Linked DNA regions of Homo sapiens: region 1 is linked to region 2. Evidence: chromatin contacts called from ENCODE Hi-C data. All regions are on one chromosome and are shown on one strand. The core of a region is the stretch at or near the end of the contact, and the rest is flanking DNA. Distances in the headings are between cores, read along the strand shown. Region 1 holds the start of ENPP4 (ectonucleotide pyrophosphatase/phosphodiesterase 4). Region 2 holds the start of MRPL14 (mitochondrial ribosomal protein L14).

Region 1 (7,615 bases), core at 4,143-6,642, 2.0 Mb before region 2:
TACCATTTCACACCCCGAAGGATGAGTAAATAAAATAGATAACAACAAGTGTTGATAGAGAAATTGAAACCTTTATAAACTGCTACTGGAAATGTGAAATGGTACAGCCACTTTGGAAAATATTCTGGCAGTCTTCAAAGGGTTAAACATAGGGCTACCATATAACCCAGCAATTCTACTATTAGGTATGTGCTCAAGAGAAATGAAAACATATGTCCACACAAAAACTTGTACACAAATGTTCACAGCAGCATTATTTGTAAGAATCAAGTGGAAACATCTCAATGTGCACTAACTTATGAATGGATAAATAAAATGTAATATATCCATATAATGAAATATTATTTGACACAAAAAGGAAGGAAGTGCTAACACATTTTATAACCTGGATAAATACGCTAAATGTAAGAACGCAGTCACAAAAAATCACTTATTATATGATTCCATTTAGATAAAATGTCTAGAACAGGCAAATCTATAGAGACTAAAAGTAACTATAGTAACTATCTAGGGCCAGGGGTTGGGGGGGAAATGGGTAATAAATGCCAGTAAGTATAAAGTTTATTTTTGGGGTTATGAAAATGTTTTCAAATTGATTGTGATGACAGTTGCACAGCTCCATAAAGCAGTACTCTTAAAATGAGTGAATTGAATGGTGTGTGATTTATATCTCAATAAAATATTATTTTTTAAAAAAGAGCAGAGGGAAGTGAAATTGTAATCTGAAATGTCCTGCCACAAAACAGGAAACATTTTTGATCTCATTTTACCTCAAAAAAGTGAATTTTATACTCCAAAATACACACTTGAGTGTTTTAATGTGAAAGTTTTATACCACTTCCCATGTGCAAAACAGACCAAAAACCTGTGTCCGTCCTCTCCCACAAAACACAAATCAAAATGCTTCTTCCTCAAATCTTGAGTTAAAAGGATGCTCCAGGAACACATGCTGTTAATCCTGTGGCTCAGTAATCCCTCAGCACACTGCTGGGATCCAAGCGTCCCAGTCCTTGTTCTCAGGATAAGTAGTACAGACAAAGTGGAAAGACTATAGACTGAAGTCAGAAGGGTCCCAGAACCTGAACTCACAATTAGTAGATGGGTGATCTTGGGTAGATCCAACTTTTCTTGGCTTCTGTTTCCTTGTGTGTAAAATGAGGATGTGTAAAGGTTACAGAATAGGCCCTCAAAATTAGTTTCCCTTTATCATTCTAGTTACAAAGATGTTGGGAAAAAAAACAAGACTGTACTATGATAGGCAGAATATTATTGTGAAACTATAAAATACATTAGGAATAATTTAGTCTCATCTCTTCGCATATGATGACCTTGCATATGACTTTGCTTATGATGAAGCTAAAGTCCAGTGATTAGCCGGGCTCAGAAAGCAATCAGTTGCTTCACTGTGTTCTTACTAATTTCATGTCCTCAATAAGTTTACAAGTCCAGTAATAGCAAGTTAACAAGTCTGATAATAATCTCCAAACTATTAACAGAACTCTTCCTGATAGAACACCTTTTATTAGCAGTGCCGGATCCATGTCTGCCACATTCTGTCTCATTCTAATAGGGAGTGTTAAGCTACAGACAAACCAACAATGAGAAGTTCTCAAGCAGTTTCCAAGGAATGAAAATAAAGTTTGCAGGGAATGAAACTGTTACAGTATAAAACATTGAGAGAAATTCTGTAATTTTTCACACCAAAAAGATGTCAAAGAGAAGAAAAAAAGCAGACCTCTCTGGACTGCAACCAAATATCCCTACAACAAATGGAAGTATGAGTTAGTCTTCAATTCAGGGGACAAACTACCTTCTAATTTCTCTGGGAAGACGTTCTTCCCTGGATGGAATGCAGTCAACTCTCACTGGCATTCCTAGCCCATGTGAAGCCAAGAGAGTATAAACCATTACAGGATATGGTGAAAGATATTTGTCACTATTAGCACGCCATCTGCTCTGTAATACAATGAAACTCTCATACACCTTTAAAAACTTTATTCTATGACTATAAATAAGGCAGTTATCTTTAGATTATTATCAGTTGCTTTCTTATAGTCTAAGGAAAAAAATATACTCCTTAAAAATTCCTTAGTCTTAAAAATCGTAGGATTCTAAATTATTCTCCAATTTTGTAAAATACACAGAAATTTCTAGCATACACAAAGTTTTCTAGCAGCTTCAAAACACTTACACTTATCTTACTTTCTACATAGTAAAATACCTCCCTCCATTACTCCTTGTCCTTTCATCAAAATTTCTTCCAAATTAAGTCAAATTGTCCCTGTTTGCAGACGACATGATTGTATATCTAGAAAACCCCATTGTCTCAGCCCAGAATCTCCTTAAGCTGATAAGCAACTTCAGCAAAGTCTCAGGATACAAAATCAATGTGCAAAAATCACAAGCATTCTTATACATCAACAACAGACAAACAGCCAAATCATGAGTGAACTCCCATTCACAATTGCTTCAAAGAGAATAAAATACCTAGGAATCCAACTTACAAGGGATGTGAAGGACCTCTTCAAGGAGAACTACAAACCACTGCTCAAGGAAATAAAAGAGGATACAAACAAATGGAAGAACATTCCATGCTCATGGGTAGGAAGAATCAATATCGTGAAAATGGCCATAATGCCCAAGGTATTTATAGATTCAATGCCATCCCCATCAAGCTACCAATGACTTTCTTCACAGAATTGGAAAAAACTACTTTAAAGTTCATATGGAACCAAAAAAGAGCCCGCATCGCCAAGTCAATCCTTAGCCAAAAGAACAAAGCTGGAGGCATCACACTACCTGACTTCAAACGATACTACAAGTCCACAGTAACCAAAACAGCATGGTACTGGTACCAAAACAGAGATATAGATCAATGGAACAGAACAGAGCCCTCAGAAATAACGCCGCATATCTACAACTATCTAATCTTTGATAAACCTGAGAAAAACAAGCAATGGGGAAAGTATTCCCTATTTCATAAATGGTGCTGGGAAAACTGGCTAGCCATATGTAGAAAGCTGAAACTGGATCCCTTCCTTACACCTTATACAACAATCAATTCAAGATGGATTAAAGACTTAAACGTTAGACCTAAAACCATAAAAACCCTAGAAGAAAACCTAGGCATTACCATTCAGGACATAGGCATGGGCAAGGACTTCATGTCTAAAACACCAAAAGCAACGGCAACAAAAGCCAAAATTGACAAATGGGATCTAATTAAACTAAAGAGCTTCTGCACAGCAAAAGAAACTACCATCAGAGTGAACAGGCAACCTACAAAATGGGAGAAAATTTTCACAATCTACTCATCTGAAAAAGGGCTAATATCCAGAATCTACAATGAATTCAAACAAATTTACAAGAAAAAAACAACCCCATCAAAAAGTGGGCGAAGGACATGAACAGACACTTCTCAAAAGAAGACATTTATGCAGCCAAAAAACACATGAAAAAATGCTCACCATCACTGGCCATCAGAGAAGTGCAAATCAAAACCACAATGAGATATCATCTCACACCAGTTAGAATGGCAATCATTAAAAAGTCAGGACACAACAGGTGCTGGAGAGGATGTGGAGAAATAGGAACACTTTTACACTGTTGGTGGGACTGTAAACTAGTTCAACCATTGTGGAAGTCAGTGTGGCGATTCCTCAGGGATCTAGAACTAGAAATACCATTTGACCCAGCCATCCCATTACTGGGTATATACCCAAAGGACTATAAATCATGCTGCTATAAAGACACATGCACACATATGTTCATTGCAGCATTATTCACAATAGCAAAGACTTGGAACCAAGCCAAATGTCCAACAATGATAGACTGGATTAAGAAAATGTGGCACATATACACCATGGAATACTATGCAGCCATAAAAAATGATGAGTTCATGTCCTTTGTAGGGACATGGATGAAATTGGAAATCCATTCTCAGTAAACTATCGCAAGAACAAAAAACCAAACACTGCATATTCTCACTCATAGGTGGGAATTGAACAATGAGAACACATGGACACAGGAAGGGGAACATCACACTCTGGGGACTGTTGTGGGGTGGGGGGAAGGGGGAGGGATGGCATTGGGAGATATACCTAATGCTAGATGATGGGTTAGTGGGTGCAGCGCACCAGCATGGCACATATATACATATGTAACTAACCTGCACATTGTGCACATGTACCCTAAAACTTAAGGTATAATAATAATAATTAATAAATAAATAAATCTAAGACCTGAGACCATAAAAAAAAATGTCTTCCAAATTATATCCTGTAACTAATTTAAGTGGAGGTGGGGGGAAGACGCACAAGTGCAGCAGGCCTCTTAATTTCCTTAAAACAGATTGAAACAATCTCTGAGGGGAAAAAAGAAGAAATAGAAGCTCATAATACTGAAACCAGCAGTTGATATTTCACAGTAGTTGGCAAATCTTCCTTCAGACTTGGGTCCACAAGATTGCCTGATTAAGCAAAGCCCTTCTGGAGTCAGATCTGGTGTAAACCTGAATCTGCCTGTCACTAGTTGTACAATCTTGGTTGGACGCGTCCCTTCACTTCTCTGAGCCTGACTTTCGTCATCTGTAAAATGGGAATGCTATGATCTCATAGGGTGGTTGTGACAAGAAAAGGAAGCATTGTTTTTAAGTCCTTACGTGCTTTTAATCCAGCCCTTTAAAAAGGCACTTAAATGTACCTTTTATTGTTTGGTTGGCTTGTTTTCCAGGAAATTAGTTCTTAAATATCATTATCTATAATTAACATAAACTCTAATCTAATATTCAGACAGACGGATGTCGATGCCATGGGTGGTTCTCCTTTAAAACCAAAAGCCTGGCGACCCCGCCCCAGCTCCCCTCAATTTTACCCCAGACCCACCTTAGGTTCCTCCACTACCGTTCGGCTGACTTCCCTCCCTTCACACTTAACACCACAGGTTGCCTTCCCCAGCACCTGCTAATTTTTCTTTCCTCTTCCCTTCCTGGCCTCCGCCTCGGCCCGCCACCTCCCTGGCTCTTTGAGTCCCTTCGTGGACGTCCCCGCCGCGCCCCAGGGGATGTGCGTGTAGTGGGGGAGAGTGGGTCATAGGGTCTGGTCTCACCATCTCTATTTTCAAAGCCCCTAGGGGACTGGAGAGGGGGTGACATTGCCCCCCAGAACGCCGAGCGCGCGAGGCGCGTACTCACCAGCCGCCGCGGTCGCTTCTTTCCAATGCGCGGAACTCGGCGCTCGCGGCACCTGGCACTCGTGGGAAGTTGCGGGGAAGGGGGACCTGGAGGAAGAGGGGCGATGCCGAGCTCTTCCTGAGGCGCCTGCGCAGTGGCAGGCGCCGCGCCGCGGGGCACAGCCCCAACGTCCCTATCTGCGCCGCTCGGGGCGCTCCGAGTGTGCGCAGCTGCCAGGCGAGCGTCTAAGGCGCCAGCTCAGGGCTGGCTGGGACCGGGCAGCAGAGTCTGAAACACGTCCTTGGATTGGATGCTAGAACCAGCGTTGAATGTAACTTTCTTTCCGATTGGTTAGACAGGTGCTTGGAGGGGTTGTATCGGACCTAAGAGTAGAGGTTGATTCCACTCTCCCACCACGCACTTTTCGTATCATCCTAGATCTGGATGCCCTTCATGGAACCTAAAAACCAGCGAGTCCCGGAAAGGCCTCAGGCAATTGCCAAGCCGATGGCCTTCTGCCACTTAGTTAATGTGCACCTGGCAGCTTAGGTGGCCGCGGAGAAAGCAACTTTGGCTGCACCAAGGTCCGGCACAAGTCTGGAGAAGCTTCAGCCAGTTCCAGTGAGTTGGGATAAATGAAACGTGGATCTACCATAGACGTCTGTCCGTCTTACTGGATAAGCGAGCACCTTTACCGGGGAAGTTAGGTAATAGTTTACAAGTAAGGTTAAAAGCAGCACAGTGCCTGCGGCAGGGAACCAGTAATGAGTTACAGCTGAGAAATGGGTGCTTACTTTGACAGACGCGTATGTGGGATTGTGCTCCTGCTTTTAATTGGAAGGTTATTTAATAGAATAATGTAACTAAACTTTCCAACATAAAGAGCAGTTACCAAACAGAAGTAGAATTATTCGCTAACAGTTGGGTTGTCCAGGCACACTTGGCAGTGAGAGGATAGCATCTTTTTTCTTTTTATCTGTAGTGCCAAACAGAACTTGGTATAGAAGTACTTGCTAAATCACTATTGAATTTAATTGTCCCGCTTGTTAAAATGCAGGCTCCAGAAGGTATTTTCTTTCTTGTTCACTACTGTATCTCCAGCTCAAATAAAAAGTACAAATAAATTAAGAATATTAATCACATGTGATATCCTCAAGTGTTAAGTATTTAATAGCTGTAAATCCAGTACCTGGATTAGTAAACTGCAGTACTGGACCTTAGATAACAAATTCTGACGTTGGTCCCCTTGGTCTGAACCTTACAGTATAGCTATTACCAACAATCTGGAAGCAGCCATGGAGATGATTTGGCAATAGATGTATTCCGTTGATTATTAGTTTGTGCCTTGATAAATTAATTCCAGTTTTAAGTCTCAGGTTGGCCTGTGCATTGGTGAATATGGGCATCTTAGATCCATGGGCTTTCAGAGCTGGAGGGGATGGTAGTGGGTCTGTAGCTGAATCCCTAGAACCTGCAGACCCTAGAACCTGGTTTGAATACTCACTCTGTCACTCACCAGCAGAGCAATCATGGGCCAGTGTCTCAACCTATTTGAGCTTTCATTTCCTCATCTGCAAAACGCGTCTTGTTACAATACCAACCTCTTACTATCAAATGAATGAGGAAAGCGAGTAGAGTATTCAGCACAGTATCTGACACATGTTGTTTTGGGGATTATTATCATTATGACCAAAAAAGTACCCCAATTTGAACAATAGTCAGGGTAAGGCCAAGTTTTGGGGGAATTTAGGTAATGTCCAATGACATAACATTTAAGATTAGCAGAACTTAAATTTTGTGGCATTTGGGGGTATTGTGCATATCCTGTTTGTTCATTCAGTAGGTGCATATGTATGCTTAAAGGGTGGACAAAACTGAATGCCATCTAGGTCAGATGTGTGGTGAAGATAGCAGCTGGATGGGCATCAGGAGAGGACTCTCTTTATCCACTGCTACTGCCTGTGTGGCTGGGTTAAATTAGGGAGTCTCATGCCACCTGGGCTCTTGCTCTGTAAGATAAAGTGGTCAGGAACAGAGGGACAAAATGACACATAAGGACCTTTGGCCCTAAACTTTTGTTATCCTCTATATATTTACCATTTCAACCACAACCAAAATCCTGTTATAGTAAGGATATTTATCGTCTTGTGGAACAAGAAGTCCAGAGGTAAGGCAGACTTCAGGACTGGTTGAGTTAGCAACTCAACGATTTCATAATGTACTCAGTTCTTTGCAGCTTTACACTTGGCTTTTAACAGAGTAGACTTCTGGTTCCTTTAGTGGTAAATATAACTACCAGCAGCAACAGGAACCATGTAATTCATTTTTCACTTCCACTGGGTGATAGAAATGACGTCTAGATTTCTTCTGTCTCTTAGAAGTCTTCAGCAACTGTCTCCTTTAATCACTTTGGACAGAATTGTGTCACATATCCAAATCTAAGCC
Region 2 (6,730 bases), core at 3,489-5,988:
CAGATCACTATCCCCATTTTACAGGGAGGAAGCAGGAACCCAGTAGGGGAAGCAACTTGCACAGTGACAGGACAGGTAAGGGGTGGAGCCTGGGCTGGCAGCTCTGCCAGTTGACAGGGCTGCTCCAAGCTTTTAATTGTGGGGGTGGGGTTGCTGGGTTGAGTTTCATCAAGGGCAGCTGCTCTCAAAGCCAGCACTGGGCTGAGCAACTGAGAAGAGGGAAGACATTGAGGCAGAATACCTTGGGGATGGGAGGTGGCAGTTCTTCCACTCCACGAGGTGCCTGCACCAGCTATATCCCAGTTTCTCTAGTCTGATATTGAGGTTTTGGTTGAGGTGTGTCCAGAGAGTGATGGAGCATTTTACTTCTAGCTAACTTTTTAATTTTACCATTAAGGAGTGTGTGCATGGTGGGGGTTGGAGAGCTATAACTTATAAGCTTTTTTTTGGGGGGGTTGTTGTGTATTTTTTTGAGACGGAGTCTCGCTCTGTCACCAGAGTGGAGTGCAGTGGCGCGATCTTGGCTCACTGCAACCTCTGCCTCCTGGGTTCAAGGGATTCTCCTGCCTCAGCCTCCTGAGTAGCTGGGACTACAGACACATGCCACCACGCCCAGCTAATTTTTGTATTTTCAGTAGAGACAGGGTTTCACCATGTTGGCCAGGATGGTCTCGATCTCTTGACCTCATGATCTGCCCACCTCGGCCTCCCAAAGTGCTGGGATTACAGGAGTGATATAAGCTTTTTCAGTGGAGTTACTGGGCAAGATTTAAGTTAGGGCTTTGGATCAAAGCAAGGCCATGTGGTCTGAGGGGAGGAGGGGAAGATGGAAGCGAGCTCTGTTACTACGAAACCTGAGTCTCAGTCTTCCAATCTGTAACAAAGAGATACAAATATCCTTACTCTACCCCTACCCACTTCAGAGAGAAAGGCAAGAATATATCCACAAGTGAGCATAAAAGTAGTAGTAGGTGCCAGGCACGGTGGCTCACACCTGTAATCCCAGCATTTTGGGAGGCCGAGCTGGGCAGATCACAGGGTCAGGAGTTCGAGACCAGCCTGGCCAACACAGTGAAACCCCGTCTCTACTAAAAAAATACAAAAATTAGCTGGGTGTGGTGGCATGCGTCTGTAGTCCCAGCTACTCGGGAGGCTGAGGCAGGAGAATCACTTGAACCCAGGAGGCAGAGGTTGCAGTGACCTTAGATCATGCCACTGCACTCCAGCCTGGGCGACAGAGTGAGACTCCATCTCAAAAAAAAAAGTAGTAGTAGGCAGGGTGGGGTGGCTCACCCCTGTAATCTCAGCACTTTTGAAGGCCAAGTGGGGAAGATACCTTGAGCCTAGGAGTTGGAGGCTGCAGTCAGCCATGATCATGCCACTGCACTCCAGCCTGGGCAAGAGAGCAAAACCTTGTCTCGAGGGGAAAAAAAAAAAAAAGCCAGGCATGGTGGCTCACACCTGTAATCCCAGCACTTTGGGAGGCTGTGGTGGGAGAATCACGTCAGCCCAGGAGTTCGAGACCAGCTTGGGCAACATAGCAAAACCCCGTCTCTACAAAAGATACCCCCCACCACCAAAATTTAGCTGGGCATGCTGGTGCATGTCTGTAGTCCCAGCTACTCCGGAAGCTGAGGTGCGAAGATCACCTGAGCCCAGGGAGTTCCAGGCTGCAGTGAACCAAGATCATGCCACTGCACTCCATCCTGGGCGACAGACAGAGACCGTGTCTAAAAAAAAAAAGGAAAGAAAAAAGAAAAACAGAAAAAGAAAAAAAAGTAGTAAAATAATAGTATTAAATGTTTATTTAACTCTTCTTTTGTGCCAAGCACTGTTCTAAGCACTTTACAAATGTAACTCATTTGCTCCCCATCACAACCCCAGGAGGACACTGAGATACAGAGAGAGTATATGAGCTGCTCAAGGTCACACAGCCAGTCTGTGGTAGACCCAGATAAGGACCCAGGCTGCCTGGCTCGAGTGTATGCTCTTAACCACTGCACTTTGCAGAGTTATCTGCAAACAAGAGCCACTTCCACCAGGGAGCCGGAGGCAGTCAGTTACCACACTGGAGAAATGCCATACCCTATTTCTACCTGCTTGCCTTTCCTCTTGCTTGTAGCTTCCCTCCACTCAGGCCTTGGGTTTGTGATTTCAGGTTCTGAGGCAGGCATAGGGGACAGGCACCATAGTCTGGTGGTTAAAAGCACAGACTCTAGGATGTGACAGACCAGGCTTCTAACCTGGGAAAATTACTTAGTCACCCTGGGCCTCAGTTTCTTCATTTGTAAAATGGGACAATAATCCAGTTGTGTTGTTGTTCTGGGGATTAAACAAGATGACTTATGTAAAGCTCTTAATATAGTTCAAGGCATATAATGGGCTCTAGGAATTAGTTATTGTTATTAATAAGGTATGGAATAAAAGGGGTTGGTTTAGAGAAAGAAAATTGGTAAAAACAAAAATAAGATAAAAACACAGAATGTAACATGATAGAAATATAACAGAGCCCCTCAGTCAGGTTGGGCTTCTTATTTAGACCTAAGGGTTTACACTGTGTTAGGGACTCTGCCACTGAGTGACAGGGAATATTCTCACTCTTTGAACATACCCCATCCATCTGTGGTAGCCTGGGAGGTGGAGGCATGGGAGAGTTATGGGTCAGAAGTTCAGAGATGATAACCCATTATTGATCAATTACCAGGAAGGATGCCAAGCTCTTTACTTCTGTTACCTTGTTTGATTCCCATGATAAAACTTGTAAGGAGGTGGTAGTAACCACACTTTTTTTCTTTTTCTTTTCTTTCTTTTTTTTTTTTTTTTTGAGACAGTCTTGCTCTGTCACCCAGGCTGGAGTGAAGTGCCACAATCTCGGCTCACTGCAACCTCCGCCTCCCAGGTTTAAGCCATTCTCCTGCCTCAGCCTCCTGAGTAGCTGGGATTACAGGTGTGTGCCACCATGCCCGGCTAATTTTTGTATTTTTAGTAGCGATGGGGTTTCACCATGTTGGCCAGGCTGGTCTCGAACTCCTGACCTCAAGTGATCTGTCCGCCTCAGTCTCCCAAAGTGCTGGAATTATAGGCATAAACACTTTTTAATGAAAACTGAGGTTCAGACAGGTTAAGTAACTTGTCAAGGTCACACAGCTGAAGAATAGTAGAGCTAGAATTTGAACGCAGGTCTCTAAGACTCTGCTATACTTGGAGAGAACTTGAATGATGTCCAAGGGGGTTCTTAGTTACCCACTGCCTGCCTTCTGCCTTGCCATGTCCCCATCCACCCACAGGCCAAGACTGCACTGAGTGAGCCAACAGCAGGCCCCAGCATGTGCCACCTGGGGCATGCCAAGGCCTGGACCCTCTGGTGCCCTGGAGGACAATCACGCTGCCAGCACACCCCCACTTGAAGCCTGGCTGACACTCCCACTCCCCACCTCACCCTGGCCTGGGAGGCAGGATGGGCCCCTCTTCAGCAGGTGTTGGGCACAGCCTCATTGCTCCCCGGCTGCTGCAGACTGGTAATGGGTAGGCAAGCCCCAGCCCCCCAGGGCGGTGGAGTGCTCAGGCTTGCCCCGAGCGGCCAGACCTCTGCCCAGGGGACCCAGGCAGGGGGCAGCACAGCGCCCCAAGGGCAGCCAGCCCCTCTGACCTCTCCTCCCCACTTCCCAAGCGTCCTTTCCTTTTCTGGGGAACAAGGTGCCAAGCTTTGGGACTGTCCGCCTTAGGCGGTCAAGACAGCCAGGAGGGACAAAGCGGCGCCCCCTCCCCACAACAGGGCCTTTGCCCCACTCTCGGTTTCGCGTCTGAATCTTTTCCCCACCGCACCCTCCAACGCAGGCCCGGGCGGCTCATGAATGAACTGCACTGTGTGGGGCGCAAGGAGAGGACACGCTCCCGGGGCCGGCCGCCTCTCCAGCCCGCCGACCAGTCAGTCCCCAGAGCCGGGGGCAGCGGCCGGCCTCGTGCCAGCACCTGCGAACCCTGCCCTTGCCCGAGCCCGAGCCCTTACCCCGGACCGGCTTCGGGTGTACTCGCCCCCGGGAGCAGCAGAAAAAATAAAAGGCACAGAAGGCATCGGACTTGGCGACCCCGGGGTCCAAAACTCGGGGGCGGGGGCGGCTAGTTCCCCAAACGGCGGCGGACAGGCGGGGCGCAGCTGGCACCCCCGAGGGTCGCGCAGGGGACGCGCACCTGCACCGGGCAGGTGGGAGAAGAGTGGCACTCGGGGGCCGGGGGCGGGGGTCCCACCCTTTGGGATCTCCCCGGGGCTGGGGAGAGCCGGCGGCGCGTATCTGGACCTCCGGCAGGGGTTGGAGGACTCACATTTGGCTCGGGATGGTGCGGGGTTGGGGGCAGCGCGCGCCACCCCTGGGTCCCGCGGGCCCGGGCACCTCTGGGTCCCGCAGGAGGTTGAAGGGAGGGGACGCGCAGCTGAGTCCAGGTTTTTTCTTTGGGTGGTGGTGGGATCTTCGAAGAAAAGAGCGAGGGCTGGGTAGGGGTCGCGTACTCACCCCCAGGCGCAGACTCGGCTCCGGCTCGGAGCCCCGGGTTGGGGCGGGGCGGGGCTGGGGGAGGGGGAGGGGGAGTCGCTGGGCGGCTCGAGCTCCGGGCTCCTGCGGCGGCCGCGGCAGTGTATGGGGGAGGGGGAGCGGGGGGAGGGAGGGGGAGGGGGCGGAGCCCCGCAGGTCCCGCCCCGCACGCCGGCGCACGCAAGGTGCGCGCGCACTCTCAGATCGCGTCCGCCGGGCTGGGCCTGGCGCGCAGGCGCTAGGAAGAGGCCGCGTGGGGCGAAGGCGGCGCTTGGCTGGTGGGGCCCGCGGCGGGATTTTCCCGGGCGGCGAGAGCGGTATGGTGGGGGGCAGGGGTGGGCGTTAAGTCCTCATTCCCTCCTTCTCCTCTTCCTTTCTCTGCAGTAGGGGAGGCCCACTCCCCGGGGTGAGTGAGGAGAGGCCAGAGTGGGAGGCAGAGCGTCAGTGGGAGGGGTCCCGACGGGGAGGGGGGGGTCCCGACGGGGAGGGGGGTCCCGACGGGGAGGGGAGGCCCCTTACCCGGATCCTCCTCCCTTCCGCTCTCCGTGGGCTGCTTCTGCGACCCCCAAGTCCGTGGCCGGCGCTCACCTGCTTTCCCCGGGTTGCGGCGTCGACTTGGGGAGGGCGGGCTGCGTTCAGCCGTCGCTGGTCACTCCGGAGCGTCTCCTCCGGCTTCTCCGCTTTCCGCGCTCCCCTCCCCTTTCCCAACTTAGGTCTGGAGATGAGTTAGCCAGACGCCTCTGTGGTGTGAGGATTGAGTTTTTGCTTTCACTCTGTCAACGCTGATGAGTGCGCCCTCCCCCAGGCCAGGGGGTTCCCTGGTTTCTTATTTCACCAGAGACTGCATCTACCAGTGATTAAGACTGGAAAGATGAAGGGAGAGACTGAGACTCTTTCTATATATCACCCACACAAATAGATCATAAAGGCACAACGGGCACCAACCTGGTCATTTAATTTCTGGTTCCTGGAGGGGACAAAAAGGAAGTATTGCTTTCCACAGCCGACGATAAATGAACTTTGCCACCGTAAGAGACGGACGGGACTGAATTTATAAAGAGGTTAAAAGGGCATATGACAGACACCTCAGGCTACTTGGGAAACTCTGGGAGTTTGGGAGATAATTAACTCTCAGGGCTGGTGGTGGTGGGGAACTGCCACTGCTGAACAGAAGGACACTGCCCACCTGGGGGGTTTGGATCTTGTAGTTGGTCAGCGTCTCTGCTGTATGCTGGATTTTCAAGAGTTCATTAGTAGCTTGTGGAATGCAACTGTAAGGTTTGATTTATTGCAGTGTTTTTCAAACTGAATCCTATTGGTGAGTTGGAAATCAGTTTAGTAGATCACGGCCACTTGAAATAGAAAATATCAGAGGGTGTTGCACTTAGGGTATTGTTTCTTGACACTTCAGGTGTACACACACGTGTGAGTGTACTAGGAGGTGTTCTACAGTGTGTTTCTGTAGGTCGCAGTGAGAAAAATTTGAAAAGCGTTGTCTCCTGTGCCCTTCTATTTGCCCTCTTGCCTTTCTTTGCCTGAGTTTTCAGTCACTTAAAATTGTCTGAGGATGCAGTTAGCATGCCAGGAATATACAGTAAAGAACAAGGTGGATCTTCTTCACGGAGGTTACTGTGTGAGACGAAAGACAGTTCACTGTTCATCACTGGAAATACTGTACGTGCTACTGAAAAACAAGGATTTTATTGAGGTAAGAAGTTGGTTGGCTTAATTAGGAAGGGCAGTTTTTCAACTGTGAAAGAAAGGAAGATGGAGATGAAGCCCGTTTTTGGTAAAGTGCTTGGTGGGAAGGGTCTTTGTAGGTTTGGATTCTGGGAGTTGTGAAATTGGTGTAATCTGTTGCTTGTGTGGAACAATAAAATTCACTTTGAGGTCAAATAGTATTATAATGGATATCTGAAAAATGGAAGTGGAAGCCATAGTTGTCTGGTTTTTGGATTTCTGAGGATCACTAGAAGGCCTTTTTTTTTTTTTTTTTTTTTTTTTTTGAGACAGTCTCTCTTGCCCAGGCTGGGGAGATCTGGGTGCAGCAGTGCGATCTCAGCTCACTGCAGCTTCTCCTGGGATCTAGCAATTCTTATGCCTCAGCCTCCCGAGTAGCTGGGACTGCAGGCGCGAGCCACCACTCCTGGCTAATTTTTGTATTTTTAGTAGAGATAGGGTTTCACCATGTTGCCCAGGCT

What was found. A loop is a pair of places that touch in the nucleus more often than their neighbours do. Pooled maps may share reads with other maps.
Region 1: a loop to region 2 is called in a map of naive thymus-derived CD4-positive, alpha-beta T cell, with 20 times the contacts of the local background. The contact joins the promoter of ENPP4 here to the promoter of MRPL14 in region 2. A Hi-C loop is called at or near these places in 1 of 168 maps with a recorded cell type or tissue (naive thymus-derived CD4-positive, alpha-beta T cell), 1 of 37 single-sample maps with no recorded cell type and 6 of 50 pooled maps.

Annotation. Positions count from the first base shown.
Region 1 is chr6:46,127,766-46,135,380 of GRCh38, reverse strand. ENPP4 (ectonucleotide pyrophosphatase/phosphodiesterase 4) reads right to left here and starts at 5,392. Exons shown (of 4, transcript NM_014936.5): 1 at 5,192-5,392. It also overlaps a transcript of CLIC5 not described here.
Region 2 is chr6:44,125,460-44,132,189 of GRCh38, reverse strand. MRPL14 (mitochondrial ribosomal protein L14) reads left to right here and starts at 4,738. Exons shown (of 3, transcript NM_032111.4): 1 at 4,738-4,846. It overlaps TMEM63B (transmembrane protein 63B), which reads right to left and starts at 4,636. Exons shown (of 24, transcript NM_018426.3): 1 at 4,512-4,636. RefSeq lists silencers at 3,956-4,115, 4,296-4,405, 4,446-4,845, 4,866-4,915, 4,946-5,005 and 1 more.